Regions from separate parts of the Homo sapiens genome. Here regions 1, 2, 3 and 4 are each linked to region 5. The links are chromatin loops, found by intact Hi-C in ENCODE. Cell type or tissue: PC-9. All regions are shown on one strand.

What was found. Hi-C counts contacts between places; a loop is a spot of excess contacts. Peaks named below come from ENCODE experiments on the same cell type or tissue, not always from the same donor. Only the 100,000 strongest peaks of a DNase experiment are listed, where the experiment ranks them.
Region 1: a loop joins it to region 5, with 8 times the contacts of the local background. A loop is called at or near these places in 39 of 110 quality-filtered maps.
Region 2: a loop joins it to region 5, with 4 times the contacts of the local background. A loop is called at or near these places in 14 of 110 quality-filtered maps.
Region 3: a loop joins it to region 5, with 6 times the contacts of the local background. A loop is called at or near these places in 7 of 110 quality-filtered maps.
Region 4: a loop joins it to region 5, with 4 times the contacts of the local background. A loop is called at or near these places in 5 of 110 quality-filtered maps.

Annotation. Positions count from the first base shown.
Region 1 is chr3:9,846,682-9,850,681 of GRCh38, forward strand. No RefSeq gene overlaps it. Among named protein-coding and RNA genes, the nearest start is that of RPUSD3, 4.7 kb to the left of the region's middle. RefSeq lists an enhancer at 1,814-2,674. In PC-9, CTCF peaks have their summits at 2,297 (motif pointing right) and 2,498; no DNase peak of the experiment used is centred here.
Region 2 is chr3:9,713,620-9,717,619 of GRCh38, forward strand. It overlaps CPNE9 (copine family member 9), which reads left to right. Exons shown (of 21, transcript NM_153635.3): 11 at 1,295-1,336; 12 at 1,670-1,745; 13 at 1,854-1,907; 14 at 2,355-2,416; 15 at 3,439-3,485. Among named protein-coding and RNA genes, the nearest start is that of CPNE9, 12 kb to the left of the region's middle. RefSeq lists a silencer at 2,167-2,296. In PC-9, a CTCF peak has its summit at 2,351; a DNase peak (open chromatin) is centred at 2,392; H3K27me3 peaks cover 334 bases.
Region 3 is chr3:9,807,231-9,811,230 of GRCh38, forward strand. All of the region lies in intron 4 of ARPC4-TTLL3 (ARPC4-TTLL3 readthrough), which reads left to right. It overlaps TTLL3 (tubulin tyrosine ligase like 3), which reads left to right and starts at 3,032. Exons shown (of 14, transcript NM_001387446.1): 1 at 3,032-3,164; 2 at 3,391-3,479. The coding sequence starts at 3,432. RefSeq lists an enhancer at 2,104-2,253 and a silencer at 2,734-3,213. In PC-9, a CTCF peak has its summit at 1,690; DNase peaks (open chromatin) are centred at 1,361 and 2,321; H3K4me3 peaks cover 1,685 bases; H3K27ac peaks cover 2,428 bases.
Region 4 is chr3:9,825,083-9,829,082 of GRCh38, forward strand. It overlaps ARPC4-TTLL3 (ARPC4-TTLL3 readthrough), which reads left to right. Exons shown (of 12, transcript NM_001198793.1): 9 at 718-866; 10 at 1,915-2,158; 11 at 3,878-4,000. It overlaps TTLL3 (tubulin tyrosine ligase like 3), which reads left to right. Exons shown (of 14, transcript NM_001387446.1): 9 at 718-866; 10 at 1,915-2,158; 11 at 3,878-4,000. Among named protein-coding and RNA genes, the nearest start is that of TTLL3, 17 kb to the left of the region's middle. RefSeq lists enhancers at 268-768, 769-1,269, 2,103-2,603 and silencers at 2,237-2,306, 2,317-2,386. In PC-9, a CTCF peak has its summit at 2,308; no DNase peak of the experiment used is centred here.
Region 5 is chr3:9,944,410-9,948,409 of GRCh38, forward strand. CRELD1 (CRELD disulfide isomerase 1) reads left to right here. Exons shown (of 11, transcript NM_001077415.3): 11 at 1-997. The coding sequence ends at 170. PRRT3 (proline rich transmembrane protein 3) reads right to left here. Exons shown (of 4, transcript NM_207351.5): 4 at 1,133-3,592. The coding sequence ends at 1,818. It overlaps PRRT3-AS1 (PRRT3 antisense RNA 1), which reads left to right and starts at 2,995. Exons shown (of 4, transcript NR_046734.1): 1 at 2,995-3,195; 2 at 3,658-3,771; 3 at 3,946-4,000. RefSeq lists enhancers at 1,263-1,925, 2,588-3,249. In PC-9, CTCF peaks have their summits at 2,215, 2,414 and 2,960; DNase peaks (open chromatin) are centred at 2,172 and 2,952; H3K4me3 peaks cover 2,439 bases.

The sequences.
Region 1 (4,000 bases), 98 kb before region 5:
TTTTTTTTTTGAGACAGAGTCTTGCTCTGTTGCCCAGGCTGGAGTACAATGGCGTGATCTCGGCTCGCTACAACCTCTGCCTTCTGGGTTGAAGCGATTCTCTAGCTGCAGCCTCCCAAGTAACAGAGATTACAGGCGCCTGCCACCACACCCTGCTAAGTTTTGTATTTTCAGTAGAGAAAGGGGTTCACCATGTTGACCAAGCTGGTCTTGAACTCCTGGCCTCAAGTTATCCACCCGACTCGGCCTCCTAAAGTGCTGGGATTACTGTCATGAGCCACTGAACCTGGCCAGGAGGGACTTTCTTAAGAAGGTCACAAGAGGACTCAGCACCTGCCAACTCCCAAGTAGAGCCTGGGCAGGGGTGGGAGGTGTCCCCGGGGACCCCAGTGCACGAGAGCCCTGTGCCTGCACGGCCCTCCACCAGGAGGCCAGGCCTCAGAGGCAGGCCAGCATTGGAGCCACTTACCACATGAACAAATGTCTGTGTCCCCCCAAACTCATGTGTTGACACCTCATCCCCAAGGTGATGGCATCTGGAGGTGGCATCTTTGGGAGGTGATGGGGTCATGAGGGTGGGGCCCTTGTGGTTGGGATTAGCGCCCTTATACAAGAGGCCCCAGAGAGCTCCCTCGCCCCTTCCGCCATGTGACCACAGTGGGAAGATGGCAGGCATGACCCAGAAAGTGGGCCCTCACCAGACACCCTGTATGCCAGCTGATCTTGGACTGCCAGCCTCCAGAACTGTGAACATTATATTGCTGTTGTTAGAGAGACCCAATTTACAGTATTTTGTCACAGCAGCCCCAACAGACTAAGACGTATGACTGCAAGCTCTGAAAATGCAGCCAACACCACATGTTGGAATCATGATATTTGGGATGTGTTGGGGTAAACCACATGCATTAGTAAAATAAACTGTTCAACACCTGTGAAAAGGAGAGAAAAAATATAAATAAATGAAATAAACTATTACTTTCTGAAGGGGTGGGTTGTCCCTCCACACCTGTGGGTGTTTCTTGTTAGGTGGAACGAGAGACTTGGAAAAGAAAAAGACACAGAGACAAAGTATAGAGAAAGAAATAAGGGGGCCCAGGGGACCAGCGTTCAGCATATGGAGGATCCCGCCAGCCTCTGAGTTCCCTTAGTATTTATTGATCATTCTTGGGTGTTTCTCGGAGAGGGGGATGTGGCAGGGTCATAGGATAATAGTGGAGAGAAGGTCAGCAGATAAACACGTGAACAAAGGTCTCTGCATCATGGACAAGGTAAAGAATTAAGTGCTGTGCTTTAGATATGCATACACATAAAACATCTCAATGCCTTACAGAGCAGTATTGTTGCCCGCATGTCCCACCTCCAGCCCTAAGGCGGTTTTCCCCTATCTCAGTAGATGGAACATACAATCGGGTTTTATACCGAGACATTCCATTGCCCAGGGGACATTCCATTGCCCGGGGACGGGCAGGAGACAGATGCCTTCCTCTTGTCTCAACTGCAAAGAGGCATGCCTTCCTCTTTTACTAATCCTCCTCAGCACAGACCCTTTACAGGTGTCGGGCTGGGGGACGGTCAGGTCTTTCCCTTCCCACGAGGCCATATTTCAGACTATCACATGGGGAGAAACCTTGGACAATACCTGGCTTTCCCAGGCAGAGGACCCTGCGGCCTTCCGCAGTGTTTGTGTCCCTGGGTACTTGAGATTAGGGAGTGGTGATGATTCTTAACAAGCATGCTGCCTTCAAGCATCTGTTGAACAAAGCACATCTTGCACCGCCCTTAATCCATTTAACCCTGAGTGGACACAGCACATGTTTCAGAGAGCACGGGGTTGGGGGTAAGGTTATAGATTAACAGCATCTCAAGGCAGAATAATTTTTCTTAGTACAGAGCAAAATGGAGTCTCCTATGTCTACTTATTTCTACACGACACAGTAACAATCTGATCTCTCTTTTCCCCACATTTCCCCCTTTTCTTTTCGACAAAACTGCCATCATCATCATGGCCCGTTCTTGATGGTCGCTGTCTCTTCAGAGCTGTTGGGTACACCTGCAGACTTGAACAACAGACAAAACAGGCACACAAGGATTAATATGAAATTTATAATCGTAGTACTTCCAATCGTCTTAACCCAAGTGACAGGGTTAAGATTTGTGAGGCCATCAGCAACTCCTGCGATTGCCTCAGTTCCTGGCACCAAATTTAAATGGGCTTTTGATGTTTTGAAAATTTGTTCTTTTAATTTGGAAATGTCTAAAGTGAGATTATCTTCTCTTGCCTGTAGATGGCGTCTAACCATGTCCCAGTGATGCTCAGACTCATTACAACTTGGGGTGTAATACAAAAATCTGACATATTCCAGTCACATTGTAACTGGAAACGATGTTCTAAGCTCATGAGCCTGTCTCCCATCCAAATGACAGTTTGTCTAAAATCATTAATTTGATTTGCCAATTTTTGATCAATACCAGATTGTGAATTCCACAATCTTGTAGCATTTTTTTGCCAATCATTAACAAAGTTTACTGACTGAACAGAAGAGTGCAGCGCAACTCCTGCCACAGCAGCCGTAGCTGTGACTGCAATTAATCCCATAAGCACTGTAATTAAAGTAAAAATGAATCTTTTGGATCTATTTAAAATGGCTTTTAATATTCAGTCAAAATATGGACGGATGGCGAGGCCTCCCACGGTCGGTCCATGGACACAGGGATCCACACGCCCTCTCTTGCTCTCACCAGCAGAATACGGTGCTGCCGATTAAAAGTCGAATCAATGCAAGTAAACTATCTACTTTTTACAGGTTATAGTTTGAGAGTCTGGTTTAATAACTATATTTCCTACAACTAGCATATAAGGGGGCTTTACACAACTTTGTAAAGGAACCGTTAGACTGGAATTTAGGTCGATAGTATAAAACGGCTGATGATCTCTTGTTTCTAAAGTTTGATTTCCAGACCAAATCCTAATGTGGTATGAGGCTACAGTAAGCCTCCATAATTCTGGATGTTCAGGACCAGAAACAGGACTTATTATTTTTGGTCTTGGGGTAGAGATTCCTTTTTCTCCCCATTCCCAGGGATAGAAAGACTGTAATTTTTTATGCTTATGTTTGTCTAAACTTTCTGTTAAGTCACTTTCAACAGCTGGACTCACTTGTGCCCTGGGACATGACTGAGTTTGCCCTGAGCAATTGTGGTAGAATTGACCTCAAGGTGCCCAATCTATAATAGTTCCAAATTCATTGTTTTGTAATATTACCGCACTATTGGCCACACATTCTTCCCAAACTAAAGCTTCTGTATTTTTTGATCCTTTGGGAATTTTCTTGGGGCAAGGTTTCCCTTTAGGTCTAAATTTTAATGATCTTTGATAAGAAAAGTCTTGTAAATTATTTACCCGTGGCCTGAGTGACATCCTGCTTACCGTGTGATAAGTGAATCTACTGATGGGACTGACAGTAGGTACTTCTAACAACCAATTTTGGACTGCAGGCATTAAGCATCCTGGTGCTCTCCCTAGGCAAATAGGAGGATAACGATACCCAGTGGAAATATTTATCATAATCCCTTCTTCCTCAGGTTTGGCAGGGCAGCGATCATCTGTGGGGCCAGGTACCCCATACACTATCATTAACATATACTTCAATAGGATTATCCATCCATGTGACTGGTGTTTCCATGTCCGTGGAGGCGCTTTTCTTTGCATCTCTGATGGATTCATTGTAGAACTTCAAATGTCTAGTGGGTATCCAAACAGGAAGCTGATTTTCTCCTGGTGAAACACAAGCAAAACCTCTCCCCCACGTCACCACCTTCCCTATTTCCCATGTCTTATTTTTATTATCTTTCCACCAAATCAGTTTTCCTTCATGTGGGCTGTTCTTTTTACCAGTAAGATGTTGTTCTGCAGAAGTAGTAGTCTGATTTCTATAAATGTTTAAAAAATTTAAAGTATAGAGTGCTAGATTAAGTTGCATCTGAGGAGTGGTACACTCCT
Region 2 (4,000 bases), 230 kb before region 5:
ACAAAAAGATAGGTAGAGTGACAAGTGGATTGATGGTTGGATAGATGAATAGATGGCAAATGGATGAACGGATGGATTTGTAGGTGAATTAGTTGATGGATGGGTATAAATTAGATGGATAGGCCAACCAAATGAATGAGTAAATGGGTAGTATAAAGACAGATGGTAGGGGCCGGGCGCGGTGGCTCACACATGTAATCCCAGCACTTTGGGAGGCCGAGACGGGCAGATCACGAGGTCAGGAGATCGAGACCATCCTGGCTAACACGGTGAAACCCCATCTCTACTAAAAATACAAAAAAAATTAGCCGGGCGTGGTGGTGGGCGCCTGTAGTTCCAGCTACTCAGGAGGCTGAGGCAGGAGAATGGCATGAACCTGGGAAGTGGAGCTTACAGTGAGCCGAGATCACGCCACTGCACTCCAGCCTGGGCGACAGAGCAAGACTCCGTCTCAATAAATAAATAAATAAATAAATAATAAAGATAGGTGGTAGGTGGAAGGGTGGAAGAATGGATGGGCACATAGATGAGTAGATGAATGGTTATGCTGATGAATGGATAACCAGATGGATAGATGTTATATAGTTGGTAGACAGACAGACAGATGGATGCTTGCATGCCTCAGTGAGTCAGTGAATGGCTAGATGTATAGTTAGGTGGCTAAAGAGATGAACTGATAGGTAATTGGACTGGCAAATATATGGGTAAATAGGTAGCTAGATGGATAGACGGATGGTTGGATGGGCTGATATACTGATAGGTAGACATATGGAATGATTTAGGCATGACAGTTAAGAACAAAGTCTTTGGAATCAGGATGCCTGGGTTTAAATCTCAGTTCAGTCATTTACTAGCTATGAGATCTTAGCCAAATTACTTTTTTTTTTTTGTATCTCAATTTCCTTATCCCAAAATAATAATAATAGTAATTACTTTATATAGGGTGATTGTTAAGTTAAATGAGACAATCTGTGAATGTGCTGAGAAAAATGCCTGGAATACAATAAGGCTCAAAGTGGTAAAAAAAAAAAAAAAAAAAAAAAAAAAAACCAACCAAACAAACAAAAAAAGTATTAGTGGTACTAACCAGAGTAGTATTAATAGGGGTAGGTGGTTGGGTACAGGCACAGACTGATGAATGAATAGACAGGATGGGAGGCAGGTTGAAAGATGAACAACTTAATGGGAAGACAGATGGGTGGATGGGGAGATGATATGTGTGTGGTTAAGTGTATGAGGGTGTCTCTGGGATTTATCATACACACCTAGGGTATGTTTATCTCCTACATTTCAGAACGGTGAAGATTGATGTGTACGACTGGGACCGGGATGGAAGGTAGAACTGCCCCACATGGTCCCTTCTCCTGTACTTGACCCAAGCAGTTCTCAATAATATGTTGTACATTCACTGAGAACCCCAAAGTAGCTTTAGGAGCCAGGAAAGGTGATGATAAACACCAGTGTCTTGGGTACAACTGATCCCCCCAATTGTCTCTCTGGACACTGTCTCTTCCCGTTTTTCCCCTATGTTTGGCCTCCCTTATGGCCCCAGCACTAGGCTGCCCTGCAGCCTAAGTAGGGGCTTAGGATAGGAGGAATAAAAGACTGGGTTCAGCTCTGGTTCCAAACCAGCAGCACCTGCTGCTTAGCCACGCCCACCTCATTGCAGCCACGATTTCATTGGTGAGTTCACCACCAGCTACCGGGAGCTGAGCAAGGCCCAGAACCAGTTCACAGTATATGAGGTGAGCATTCCAGCCCTGCCCAGGTCACCCAGGCCCTCCATCCCAGTGTGCTCAGTCTGGACCTCCCTTCCTTTGTTTCTCATCATCACTGTTACCTCCTCCCCTTAGGTTCTTAACCCTCGGAAGAAATGTAAGAAGAAGAAATATGTCAACTCAGGAACTGTGAGTGCTCCCTAGAGCCGTGGCCCTCCCTGGATCCTTCCGTGTCTGTCCCCATTGACACAGCATGGCAAATATCGAGGGCAGGGCAAGACAGTGGGCACAGATTACTTGGAATAGTAATATTGGGCACAAGGAGCACCACTTAAGTTTTTCTTTGTTTTTTTTCTCACTCAGGAAATTTTTCTGACTTCACTCTTTTGCAGAATAAAAGAAAAAAACCTAAGTTGTATTTCCCAATTTAATATACTTTTGGAAATCCAACGATGTTTCTGACAGCTTCCCCTTTTCCCCTGTCAGAAGTTGAACAGGGTGGGACTGACTGGGGGAGCGGGTGGAATCATGTGCCTCCCATCACGTGCCTCTTTCCAAGCCCCTATGGGCCTCACTTCCTTCTGCCACCCCAACTGCCTTTTCCAAAGTGCCAGGGCTGCCTATTCTGTCCCACAGGTGACGCTGCTCTCCTTCTCTGTGGACTCTGAATTCACTTTTGTTGATTACATCAAGGGAGGGTGAGTCACAGGCCAAGCTCTGGGCTGAAAGCCCGGCAATAAATTACTCCCAGTTCTGAGCCCCAGGTTTCTTATTTATGAATGGTCAGGGCCCAGTGAGACCATGGAGATAAACTTTAAAACACTTGGCCAACTATAAAGTGCTCTGTAAAATGCAAAATACTGCTCTTCTTAGTTCCCTTCATGGGGCTGCTTTTCATTCTTAGCTTTCGACTCCTCCTGGGAAGATGGCTCCCAGACCAGTGGTCTTCACTGGTGGCCCCAGTAACCTAATTGGGGCACAAATAAAGTTATAGTCAGGCAAGAGGGAGAGGTAGAAGAGAGGGCACAACCAAGCAGACTATAGGGGACATTCTGTTTGGTTTGGTGGAGGCAGGCAGACCTGGGAAAGGTAACTTTGCTTCTCTGAACTTCACTTTTCTCCTATGTAAAATGAGGATTTTTTTTTTTTTGAGATGGCGTTTCACTCTTGTTGCCCAGGCTGAAGTGCAATGGTGCGATCTTGGCTCACTGCAACCTCCGCCTCCCAGGTTCAAGCAATTCTCCTGCCTCAGCCTCCCAAGTAGCTGGGATTACAGGCATGCGCCACCACGCCCGGCTAATTTTTTGTATTTTTAGTAGAGATGCGGTTTCCCCATGTTGGTCAGGCTGGTCTCAAACTCCCGACCTCAGGTGATCCACCCTCCTCAGCCTCCCAAAGTGCTGATTACAGGCGTGAGCCACGGCGCCCAGCCAAATGGGGATATTAATCACTACTTCAGGGCTATAGTAAGGGTTAAATTAAATGACATATAATACACCTGCCACACAGTAGGCATTTAATTCTGTTACCTAAAGTGTAGTCCATGAGCCAGCAGCATCAGCATTACTTGGGAGTTTGTTAGGCTCTACCCAGACCATCTGGATCAGAATCTGCATTTTAACATGAGCCCCACGTGATCCATATGCACATTACTGTTTGAGAAATAGTGATGTAATAATCATTAGTTCCTCACTTCTCAATTCATCTGCTTCCCCAACAGGACACAGCTGAACTTCACAGTAGCCATTGACTTCACGGCTTCCAATGGTGAGACACGGATGAGTGAAAAAGTCGGAGGTGGGAAGGCACTTCTAAGGGAGTCATTAGGAGTTGGCCTGGATTCCTACCTAGAGATAAGAGTTTACCTACCCAAGAAGCCCAAACTTAGGCAAAACCCAGCCAGGAAAATAGAGTGCAGAAAAATAGATGGGTAGATGGATCATAGAGGGTTGAAAGGATATATAGCTCAACAGGTGGATGAGTAGGCTGATGGATGAGAGAGAAAGGGGGTATAAGGAGAGATGGAGAGGTGAACAGGTGGTGAGTCATGAATGGATGCATAGATCCATGAACAAATGGAGTGGGTACATGGGTTGGTGAGTATAATAGGTTAGACAAGTAGATGCATCGATGGGTATGTGGGTGGACAAATGGACTAAAGTTTAAGTTGGGGAAATAACAAGTAATTAGGGGAAATGCATGAGTGGATAGATCCATATGAGAATAGACAAGGGAATGAATGGAATGGAGAGGGCTGGCTAGCCGGATGGATAAAATAATAC
Region 3 (4,000 bases), 140 kb before region 5:
GCCAGGGGTCCCAACCCAGAGACTCCATTCATTGCAGTCCAGGCACCATTAATTTCTGAAACTGCTCTGTCTGCCTATACAGAGCTTTGGTGCTTTTCACATAAGGAACTTACTTGGGCTAAAAAGTAACCTCAGAGAAACAGTGCTCCCATTTGGTGGATAAGGAAACTGAGGTTCCAAACATGAGATGTAATAGCTTGCCCCAAATCTAGCCAGTGAGCAAGAGAGTAGACTTTTGCCTGTGCCAAAACAGTAATCACCATCCACAAGTGGCTATTTAAATTTTAATTATTACAATTAAATAAAGTTTAAAATCCAGTTCCCCAGTCCCACTGGCAACTTAACAGCTACCAGTGACTGTACCATATATAACAGCATATATAGACATACAGCATATACAACACATACATAGAGATTCCCATCATTGCAGAAAGTTCCATTGGATAGTACTAGACCTTAGTAACACCTTGAAGTAAAAAGACAAAAGACCCTTGTGTTTGAGTCCTGATTCTTCTTGCCAGATTTGGCTAAGTTACTTCTATTTTGTGTCTCAGTTTCTTAGTCTATGAAGTGGAGATAATGAATATAAACAATCTGATACGGTCGCTGCTACACAGGTACTGACTGAACTATATTTTTTCCACCAGCCCAGTGGCTGGGCTGTTGAATAATTTCCAGTGTTCATGATGTTTATCCTTGCCTTGAGGCTTGGAGGTCCAGGAAAAGGGCTGGGTGTGTAAAAGGTTCACTGAAGTGTTTCATATTTAATATTGGAAGTCTGGGGGCCAAGGGGTAAATATAGGAGTGGGTGTCAGGGTAAGCTTCAAGAAGGGTGAACCTTTGAGCTGAGCTTTCAAAAGGGATTCCTCCAGATGGCCAGAGGGGTTTCTTCTGATGGGGTGGACAAGGTGATGTTAAAGGGAGGAGGGGGTAAGGGCAACTTGGAACAGCTATTGCCCCCCTCCTCCCCCCCCCTTTTTTTTTTTCATTTTTGAGACAGGGTCTCGCTTTGTTACCCAGGCTGGAGTGCAGTGGCGCAAGCATGGCTCACTGCAGCCTCAGCTTCCCCAGGCTCAAGTGATTCTCCCACCTCAGCTTCCTGAGTAGCTGGGACCACAGGCCTGTGCCACCACGCCCAGCTAATTTTTTTGTTTTTGGTTTTTGTTTTTTTTTAGGTCTCACTATGTTGCCTCGGCTGCCTTGGGTGATCCCCCCGCCTCAGCCTCCCAAAGTGCTATCATCTCCTTTATGACATTACCTCTGTGACCTACCTCGCCACCCCTCTGAATTAGGTGTTCCCTCCTCCAGGGCACATGGCTATGTTCTAGCTTTGCAGTGAATGTTAAAGGTGCTCACAGTGAAACTGGGTGACTAATAGGATATAGCAGCTGGTCACTCAACAACCCTCACAGGACAGCATTGCCTGGGTGAGCCAGCCACAAACCTCATTTGTCATGTATCTCTCTCCCAGGGTCCAAATTCCCTAAATCACCTTTCCTGGGGGGCATGCTTTTCGGGAAGTCCAGCCATCAGCTAAAGGGGAGTTGGGGTCAGCTGGACAGGAAGGTGGGGGATCCACCTTCACTCTTAAGAGCACATCTACCCAGTGACTGACAAAGCTGGGCTCTTACCAGGACACTCTTCGACTCTGCCTGCGGGGGCACTGCTAGAGTTTGCCTCTCAAACTGTCCCTGTGTGGTCCTTCTGTGACTGGCAGGCAACCTGAGTGATAACAGGTGTTTAAGAGACAGGCTTTGGAGTCAGACCTGGGTTCCAGTGCTGCCTCTGCTCTGTGATTTGAGGCAAATTGTTTAACATCTTGGAGCCTTACCTCCCCTGTGACTTTTGAGGATAATATTTTGCCAGTGCTTCCAAAAAGGTTGCTTACAGTCTTAGCCTGGGGGCCAGGCATAACTGTTGTGAACTATTACATTTCTTTCGCAGTTGACTCAAATGATTGTTTTTCCATTTCCAGTTTCTGGGGAGGGTGTGCTCTGCACCTTCTTGTTACCCCCATATGCTGCCCTCGCTAAGGACCTTACCCTAGGCCCATCTGCCAGGCCCAGCAGGTCTGATCTGGCCTCACCAGGCTCCAGCCACCCTGGCTGTCTTGTAGTTCGCACAGAGGTTCTTACCCTTCTCAGGGCTGTTGCTGGGACTGTCCCTTCCCTGAAGTGCAGTTCCTCCCCTTTCCCTGGTGACTCCTGACTCCTGGCATTTACACCTTCAGCTTAAATGCGCCACTTTATCTAAAATGCGCCCCCTTCCTGGTTTCACCTCTGCTTGTTCATTGCCCTTATTATACCTGTAAACTATTCTCTTCCTTTGTTACTTGCTTTTTATTCCCCTCACACTGGGCTTTTAGTAAGCTCCATGAGGTCAGGGGCCATTTGTTAGCGCCTATAAATACTGTGGAATCACTCAAACCCTAGGGCCGGTGGCACCAGGAAGTACTGGATAAGGAACCGCAACACTAACTAACTGGGGCTCAGTGCTCTCTTCCGCCTTCAGTGCCCTGCTCATCAAGGGTCTGGGTGAGGCCCCAGGTCATAAGGAAGCCCTCGCTCGACTGCCCCGGGGCCCATCGCAGCCCCCAACCAGCCCCGAGCGGTCTGATGGTGCCCAGGGAATGGTTTCCAAGGCAATAGCAAACGGGGCGGGGCTTGGAACGGAGGACAAGGCTCGAGCCTAGGCAGGAACTTCCCGGGAGAGGAGGCGGCGACGCGGAGGGGCGCGGGATCAGGGGCCCTGGGAGGGCGAGCGCGGCGAGGGGCGCATGCAGGGCCCCGACGCGCCACTGCTCCTGAGCGCGAGGGAGCTGGGGCCCGGGCGCCGGGGCTCGGCCTCCTGGTACCGCCAGGAGGGCGGCGCGGTGTGCAACTGGCTGCGGAAGCCGCAGCCGCTCGAGCCACGCACCAGTTTCCCCTCGGCGCGCCGCTCCGAGTTCCGTCCACCCAGGAGGCTGCCATGGGCCGGCCCTGCCTCCGCCCAGTCCGAGGAGGGTCACGCAGGCGGCAGATGCCAGGCGGGCAGCCCCGCCCCTGCGCGCCGCCTCAGCGGCGCCTTCAAGACGCTGGTCCCAGGCACCCACGCCCAGGGCGCCTCGGATACCCACCCCCTCGGCCCCCCGCACACCCCGGTCCTCGACCCCTCTCCGCAGGATGGTGAGGCCCGTGCGGCCCGCTCGCTCTGGCCTACAGCGGCTGCGAGGACGACAAGACGCTGGGGTGGAGGGACTGGGGGTCGGGAGAAGAGCGGCTGAGGGTGGGCATCTGGATGAAGGCAGGAGGAAGAAAAGAGGCGTGGCTATGGGCGGCCAGAAAAGATCCTAGGCCGAGACCCTAGGCCCAGCCTCAGTGTACCCCGCCCCTATTCCGCATCTTTCTGCAGGTTTCCCGGTCCTCTGGCGAGGATCCTCCAAGGCGTCTCACATGAACCGGCTCAGAAACGCCAAAATCTACGTGGAGAGAGCTGTCAAGGTCAGAGGAGGGGCAGGGGCGCTTAGAAAGGGCCCTGGGAGCGGCTCAGCCTGTCTCCCTGCGCTGTTTTCTTATATCCTTAAAAAACAAAAGCAAAAGAAAAAACAATAGCAAAAATCCTCAACCACCACACCCATCTTCAACTACCTCCCCGTTTACCCCTTCAGCACCAAACTTCTGGGCTCCCTCCACTCTGGTTCCCTGCGATGTCCCACTCTAATCAAGGTGCCTGGTGAGTTCCAGGGAGCCAAACCCAGCAGTGCCTTTCGGTCTTGATCTCGGTTGGGCACCCTGTATCTTTCGACACCGCTGCCCCACACACCCTTCCTCTTGGCTGTCTGACTGCACGCTCCTAGTTTTCCTTTCTCCCTCTTTGGCTGCTGCTTTTCAGCGGCCTTTAAAGGTTCCTCAGCCATTAGTGGCCCCCTGGCCCCTTCCCCAGGTCTGTCTCCTTTGGCTGTGTCCTTGGCTGAGTCCAGTCAGTGTGCTGCACCCTCTCCGTGCCCCTTCCAGCCCAGCCT
Region 4 (4,000 bases), 120 kb before region 5:
AGCTCATGCCTGCAATCCCAGCATTTTGGGAGGCTGAACAGGAGGATGGCCTGAGGCCAGGAGTTCAAGACTAGCCTGGGTAACATAATAAGACCCATCTCTGCAAAAAATAAAAATTAGCTTGGGTGTGGTGGCGTATGCCTGTAATTCCAACTACTTGGGAGGCTGAAACTTGGACCTAGGAGTTCCTGGCTGCACTGAGCCGTGATTTCACCACTGCACTTCAGCCTGGGTGACAGACCAAGACCCTGTCTCAAAAAAAAAAAAAAAAAGTCGGGGGGTAGGGGGTGGGTACTAGTAATACTTCCCTGGCAGGGCCTTGAGGGCATTCGTGAAAATATATGGAAAGCCCTTGTCACAATGCCTGGCACATAGTGGTGCTTTATCATTAGGAACTGGAATGATTAAATTCTGTCAAAGACAGTTTTAATGTAATAGGAAGGGGGTGGCACAGGTGGAGTGTTGGAGTAGGGGGTGGTTTGCAGTTAATGGAATTTTATCAGCCTTTCCCATTTGTGTAGTCTGGGCAGGTTAGGATTTCCGGGGTGGCTTGAAGGTGGGGCCGGAGGCTTGGGAGGGACCTATGGATATCTGCAGGGAGGGCGTGACCAAGGCTGCCTGGATGACGGCGGGGGATGGTGGAATATATCTCCCCCTGCCCTCTCCACCTGCATGTCCCAGGTCCAGCCCTGCCCAAGTTCTATCATTTCCCCACAGCGAAGGGGCAGAACTCAGGCACCTCGACACTCAGGTCCAGCGCTGTGAGGACATCCTGCAGCAGCTGCAGGCCGTGGTACCCCAGATAGACATGGAAGGGGATCGCAACATCTGGATCGTGAAGCCAGGAGCCAAGTCCCGCGGACGAGGTGGGGGTCAGCTCCTGCTTCCTGCACTGGCACCTCACCACCTGCATCTACCAGTAGAGGCCAAGGAAGTTAATAGTGCAGGTCTATTGAAGCCAAATTGCCTGGGTTTGAGTCCTAGCTCTGCTACTAATGTGCTTCGTGACCTTGAGCAGGTTTTAGCGCCTCCCTGAACCTCAGTTCCCTCATCTGTGACATGAGGAGGATGATAATACCTCCTGTGAGGTGAGGATTAAATGCAGTCATGCAGCTAAAGCACTATTCCAAATCCTCAACGTGCTTCAATTTATGCAATCCTGGGAAACGGAGGCACGTGTAGGCTTTCACATGATCCAGAAGGATATCCATAAGGTCCTGGAAGCAGCAGTTGGCTGCCTCTAGACAAGGAGATACATTTTTTATTGTATGCCCTTTCGTACTGCCTAATTTTTGTTTTGTTTTATAGTCTATTTATTATTGGTAGGAACGTAATAGGTGCACATACTTTAAAAAAGCCCCCAACACTGGCCAGGTACAGTGGCTCATGCTTGTAATCCCAGCAGTCTGGGAGGCCGAGGCGGGTGGATCACTTGAGGTCAGGAGTTGGAGACCAGCCTGGCCAACATGGTGAAACCCTGTCTCTACTAAAAATACAAAAATTGGCCACGTGTGGTGGCAGGCACCCATAATCCCAGCTACTCGGGAGGCTGAGGCAGGAGAATCACTTGAACCCGGGAGGCGGAGGTTGCAGTGAGCTGAGCTCGTGCCACTGCACTCCAGCCTAGGTGACAGGGCTGTCTCAAAAAAAAAAAAAAAAAAAAAAAGTCCAGCACTTTAAATTTGTATCCATGTATGTATTCCTGTTTAATCAAACAAAACTGGTTAATTAGGAAAAATTTAAAATCCTTAGCAAATTCCTGGCTTTCCCAAAGGGAACTGGGTTCTGATTGAGGGAGACAGCCTTACCCACTCAGCCCTATCAGCTCCGAGGGGACAAGAGCTCATGACAAGCTGGCCCTTCTCCTGGCCCACGCCTGACCTTCCAATCCCTGACTGCCCTCTTCCCCCGTAGGCATCATGTGCATGGACCACCTGGAGGAGATGCTGAAGCTGGTGAACGGCAACCCCGTGGTGATGAAGGACGGCAAGTGGGTGGTGCAGAAGTATATTGAGCGGCCCCTCCTCATCTTTGGCACCAAGTTTGACCTCAGACAGTGGTTCCTGGTAACTGACTGGAACCCACTTACCGTGTGGTTCTACCGCGACAGCTATATCCGCTTTTCCACGCAGCCCTTCTCCCTGAAGAACCTGGACAAGTGAGCCCCTCTGCTCGCCTCCCACGAGCTCCCTGCCTAGTTGGGGAGCTGGCAAGCAAACAGGCGATTACAGTGCAGGGGACTCGCGCAGCAGCGCTAGGCTCCACACACAGACTGCAGGCAGGCAGGCCCTCATCCTGCCAGCTGTCCTTGCATCCAACAGATTTTTTTTTAACAGACAGGGGGCGGTCTCACTCTGTTACCTAGGCTGGAGTGCAGTGGCATGGTCACGGCTCACTGTAGCCTTGACTTCCTGTGCTCAAGCAATCCTTCCTCCTCAGCCTCCCAAGTGTCTGAGACCACAGGCATGTACCACAGCTGATTTTTAAGTTTTTTAATGTAGACATGGGGTCTCACTATGTTGCCCAGGTTGGTCTCAAACTCCTGGGCTCAAGCGATCATCCCACCTTGGCTTCCCAAAGTGCTGGGATTACACTATGCCTGGCCCCTCCAACAGATTTGACCGAGTGTGTACCTTGTGCCATGCACTGTTCTGGGCACTTGGGGTATAGCAGTGAACAAAACAAGATCCCAGCTCTCAAGGGCTTACATTCTAGCAGGGAGAAACAGGCAAGCAAGAACACAAGTGAAATTATCTAACAGGTTAAAAGATTATTTGGGCCAGGCGCAGTGGCTCATGCCTGTAATCCAAGCACTTTGGGAGGCCGAGGTGGGTGGATCACCTGAGGTCAGGAGTTCGAGACCAGCCTGACCAATATAGCGAAACCCCGTCTCTACTAAAAATATAAAAATTAGCCGGGCGTGTTGGCGGGCGCCAGTAGTCCCAGCTACTCGGGAGGCCGTGACAGGAGAATTGCTTGAACCTGGGAGGTGGAGGTTGCAGTGAACTGAGATCGTGCCATTGCACTCCAGCCTGGGTGACAGATCAAGGATCTGTCTCAAAAAAAAAAAAAAAAAAAAAGATTATATTTGTCGTTGGGGGAAAAAGGGAAGCAAATGTAGAGCAGGGGAAAGGAGGTCAGGAGTTTTGAAAACTAAGATGTCGTGTTAACTTCTAGGGTGAGAGAAAGCCTTGTTAAAGCCTGAATTCCAATTCTGTCTCTGCAGCTTCCAAGTTGTTTGAATCTGGTCATGTGAAAACCTATTTAAGCCTTGGTTTCCACATCTGAAGAATGGAGGCAGTAGTATGAAATTCATAGCTATCAATTATTGAGTGCTTCATATGTGATAGTGCTGAGCACTTTGTATACATGATCTCATTCTTAATAAGAACCCAGTGCATACTTCTTGTTCACCAGGTCTGAAGAAAAATATAAAAAACAGTGAAGTGGGTACTGTTACTACCCCCATTTTGCAGATGTGAAGAGCACACAGGTTAGATGACTTCCCTAAGGTCTCACAACTAGTGTGGAGATGGCGCTTGAACACGTCCTGGCGATGACGGGGCCATACCCTTACCCACCCTCTTATCTTCCAGACACTGGGATGGTTAACTGAGACTATGCACAAAGCACTTACTACTGCGGCCCCCGTAACTAGCGCCCTCAGAGCAGCCCTGAGAGATAAGAGTGGTTCTGGCCCTAGAAGAATGTGGTGGGGCCCAGGCCTCTGTCCTTTTTGTCCTTCCCAGTAGGGCCCCATCTCAAGTTGAATAGTGCAGGGTGGCCCAGGGCTGCTTCCAGGACTTGCCTGTCCTCCCTGAGTTTGGATGGGAGAGACACAAGGGCCTGGACCTCAGTTTTCTGTTCTCTGCCCCAGCTCAGTGCACCTGTGCAACAACTCCATCCAGAAGCACCTGGAGAACTCATGCCATCGGCATCCACTGCTTCCGCCAGACAACATGTGGTCTAGCCAGAGGTTCCAGGCCCACCTGCAGGAGAT
Region 5 (4,000 bases):
TGCTGCAGCAGATGTTCTTTGGCATCATCATCTGTGCACTGGCCACGCTGGCTGCTAAGGGCGACTTGGTGTTCACCGCCATCTTCATTGGGGCTGTGGCGGCCATGACTGGCTACTGGTTGTCAGAGCGCAGTGACCGTGTGCTGGAGGGCTTCATCAAGGGCAGATAATCGCGGCCACCACCTGTAGGACCTCCTCCCACCCACGCTGCCCCCAGAGCTTGGGCTGCCCTCCTGCTGGACACTCAGGACAGCTTGGTTTATTTTTGAGAGTGGGGTAAGCACCCCTACCTGCCTTACAGAGCAGCCCAGGTACCCAGGCCCGGGCAGACAAGGCCCCTGGGGTAAAAAGTAGCCCTGAAGGTGGATACCATGAGCTCTTCACCTGGCGGGGACTGGCAGGCTTCACAATGTGTGAATTTCAAAAGTTTTTCCTTAATGGTGGCTGCTAGAGCTTTGGCCCCTGCTTAGGATTAGGTGGTCCTCACAGGGGTGGGGCCATCACAGCTCCCTCCTGCCAGCTGCATGCTGCCAGTTCCTGTTCTGTGTTCACCACATCCCCACACCCCATTGCCACTTATTTATTCATCTCAGGAAATAAAGAAAGGTCTTGGAAAGTTAAAAGGCATCAGTCTTACTACCTGTCCCACCACCCCCACCTTAGGGAAATGTCCTAGAATCCTGGGAAATTGAGGGCTTCTTTGATGGTGAGTGGAGAAAAGATAGAGGAGAAGGTTGCCCCTGAAGTGCTGTTAGGAGAAGGAGGATAGAGGAATCAGCCTTAGGAGGGTTCCATGCCAGCTGTCATTTGGCAAAGGACCCTGGACAGATGACTTTTGCCTCTGAACTTCACTCTTCTCTTTCCTCAAATGGGCTTCATAATGCTTTCCACTCAGGCTTAACATGAGAATTAAATGAGGTGACAAATGTGAAGACCTGGACAGTACACAACAGATATTCAATAAAAGTGTGGTCGCCATTATGACCAGAGCCTCCAAGCCTCAAGCAACCTTTCCTCGGAGTCCTGCTCTCCGTCCAATACACAGGACTTAGAATGACTGGGAGGCAGGGCCTCCAGTCTCTCCTTCCTCCTATGAGTACAGGATCCTGGCATGGCCAGAGGGAAGCATGAGCCAAGTCCTAAGGGTTTATTTCTTTGGCACAAAGAGGACAATCTAGACAAGCGAGGCTCATCACTCCACGTTGGGGAGTCTGGGGCACCTGCTCCCTGTTCTTCATGCCCGAATCCATGCACACCCACCCTGTATTCCGCATAAGACACGGCCTCTGTGCAAAATGCCGGCTGAAAAAAAAATAGAAATATTAAAAGCAAAAAACGGCATGGGGGTGGGGTGAGTTCAAACCTGGCTGTCCCCCGGGGGTTGCCGTCAGGTAGAGAGGCCTGGGGATGCCTTTTTTTTTTTTTTTTTTTTTTTTTTTTTTGAGACGGAGTCTCACTCTTGTCACCCAGGCTGGAGTGCAATGGCGTGGTCTCGGCTCACTGCAACCTCTGCCTCCCTGTTCAAGCAATTCTCCCGCCTCAGCCTCCCGAGTAGCTGGGACTACAGGCGTGTGCCACCTGGCTAATTTTTTTGTATTTTTAGTAGAGACGAGGGTTTCGCTATGTTCGAGACCAGGAGGCTGATCTCGAACTCCTGACCTCGTGTTCCACCCACCTCGGCCTCCCAAAGTGCTGGGATTCCTGGCGTGAGCCACCGCGCCTGGCCAGGATGCCCATTTTTTAAAGGCTCAACTGTCCCAGTAGGCCATGCCATGTGGGCATCGGGCAGGGTCCTGGCCCTGCGTCAGGACCGCTCTTCAAAGCTCGATGGTATCACTGGAGGCGCTGCGGGATTCCCCAGGCTTGCCGCGCGGCTGGACCTCTCCCTGGCCGTCCCCCTGCCGAGCGGCGGTAGAATCAGGGGCTGGGGTCGGGGCAGGCAGTAGCTGTACCGTGCTGGGCAACTCATCTAGGGGCAGACTGTCCACTGATGACAGCCCGTGGCGCCAGGGGTTCCAACTGATCTTGAGTGAACCCCTGGAGAAGCTGTCGAGGGAGCTGCCAGAAGCCGCAGCGGCTGCCCCGTCGGGTGCTTCCACTACGTGCTGTGGGACCGGCCCGCGCACGCGCACGTCGCTGAGCGACCTGCAGCGGCCGCGGAGGAGCGAGGAGCCAGCGTCGTCGAGCTCGGCTTTGGGATGGCTGCCCCGGCGCGGCCGCAGAGCGCCTCCAGGCGGCGGGGAGGCCAGGCCGCGGAGGCCGCAGCGCTGGAACACACTGTCTCGCACTAGGTGCTCGCGGAAGAGCGCGGCGTCGATGCTGCGGCTCAGGTTGATGGGCGATGGCGGCCGCAGATCCAGCTCGCTCAGCGATGGCGCCGGTCCCACACCGTTGCGGGACAGTCCCGGGCCACCCTGGGGTCCGCGACCCAACGACGCAGCCGAGCCCCAGGCGCCTGAACTGGGCGTGGCCAGCTGCCCACTCTCCGCCGGGTTGCGGATGAGGCTCTTGCTGATGTCCAAGCTGCCTGCACCAACGTTGCTGGGCCCTGCATAGCAGTTATTGGGTCGCTCCGGCACCTCGCTCTTTCCTGACGGCGCCGGGCACGCCAGACGCATCAGCTTAGCCCAGCAAGCGTGCTCCGTGGGCGGCCTGGGTCTCGCGGCAGCCACCGCGGCCAACGCCAGGGCGAGCGCCCATGTCAGCTCCAGGAGGCGCAGCCAGAAGTGGACACCCCACCAGGCCCACGAGAAGCGGCCCACGCGGCCTGGGCCCGGGTACAGCCAGAGCGCAGCCGCCAGCTGCAAGCCGCTAGCCAGCAGCCCCAGCGCGCCCGCCACAGCCAACAGCCGAGGGCCCGGGCTGGCATCCCAGCCCCGTGGGCCGTCCAGCAGGCGGCGACGGCACAGGCAGAGCGTGCCCAGAGCCACGGCCGCGCCCCAGGCGCACGACAAGCCCTGCGTCAGGAGGTTGAGCACAGACCATGTGGACAGCAGGTCTGTCGCGAGCAACCCTACACCATGCACCAGCGCCACTGCTCCCAGCAGGAGTGGGTTTTGCAGCGGTGGCGGCAGCCCCGCGCCCAGGCCGAGCAGAGTCAGGGCTGCCAGCGCCGTAAGCAGCAAGGGGAAGGGCAGGTTGTAGAGCACCAGGCCCCCGCGAACGCCCAGCCGCGCCTGCGAGCCGTAAGGGTCGGTAAGCATGTAGGCGGATCGCAGCGCCGAAGCCACGAGCACCAGCACCGCGGCCACCAATGCCAGCCGGGGCCCTGCTGGGGCGGCTGCCAGCGCAGCCAGCGCCAACAACGCGGGCAGCAGAAAGAGTACCCCCACCCCGTAGACGTGCAGCTCCCAGGAGAAGCTCAGGACCCGCCGAAGGGGGCCCCAGCGTAGCGGGGGTGCAGTGGCGTTGGCTGGGGGGCTGGAGGCTGGGGCTGAAGCCATGGAGCTGGCGGTGGGCTCCGGAGGGGGAGGCTGGCCCAGGGCTCGCTGCGTGGTGACTCGAATGAGGCCCCGGCGTGACGTCGAGGGGGCCTGGACTGGGGGTGCTGGGGGATGGCTTTGGGGGCGCCCCGGCCACTCCTCGGCTTCATCTGCAATTATAACAATATTAAAATAGCCATTTGAAAAGTGCTTTTGATTTTGTATCACCCTCTAGTGTGGTTGGCAAGTCATTTAACTTTTCCAAACAAATCTGCAAAATGGAGATAACAGCACCTGCCTCATTGCGTTGTGAAGAAGATGAAATGTTTAGCCCGGTGCCCAACACCCAGTAAGTGCTAAATGGATGTCAGCTATCATTTTCATTAATGCTACTATCAGGGAGGTAGTACCCCAGCAGTTCGACACATGGGCTGCATATTAGAATCTTCTGGAGACCAAGGAATAAGAATTTCTTGGGACGTGGCTTGGGCATTGGAATTTTTTTCTTTTTTTCTTTTGACAGGTTCTCACTCTGTCATCCAGGCTGGTGTGCAGTGGTGCAATGTGGGCTTACTGCA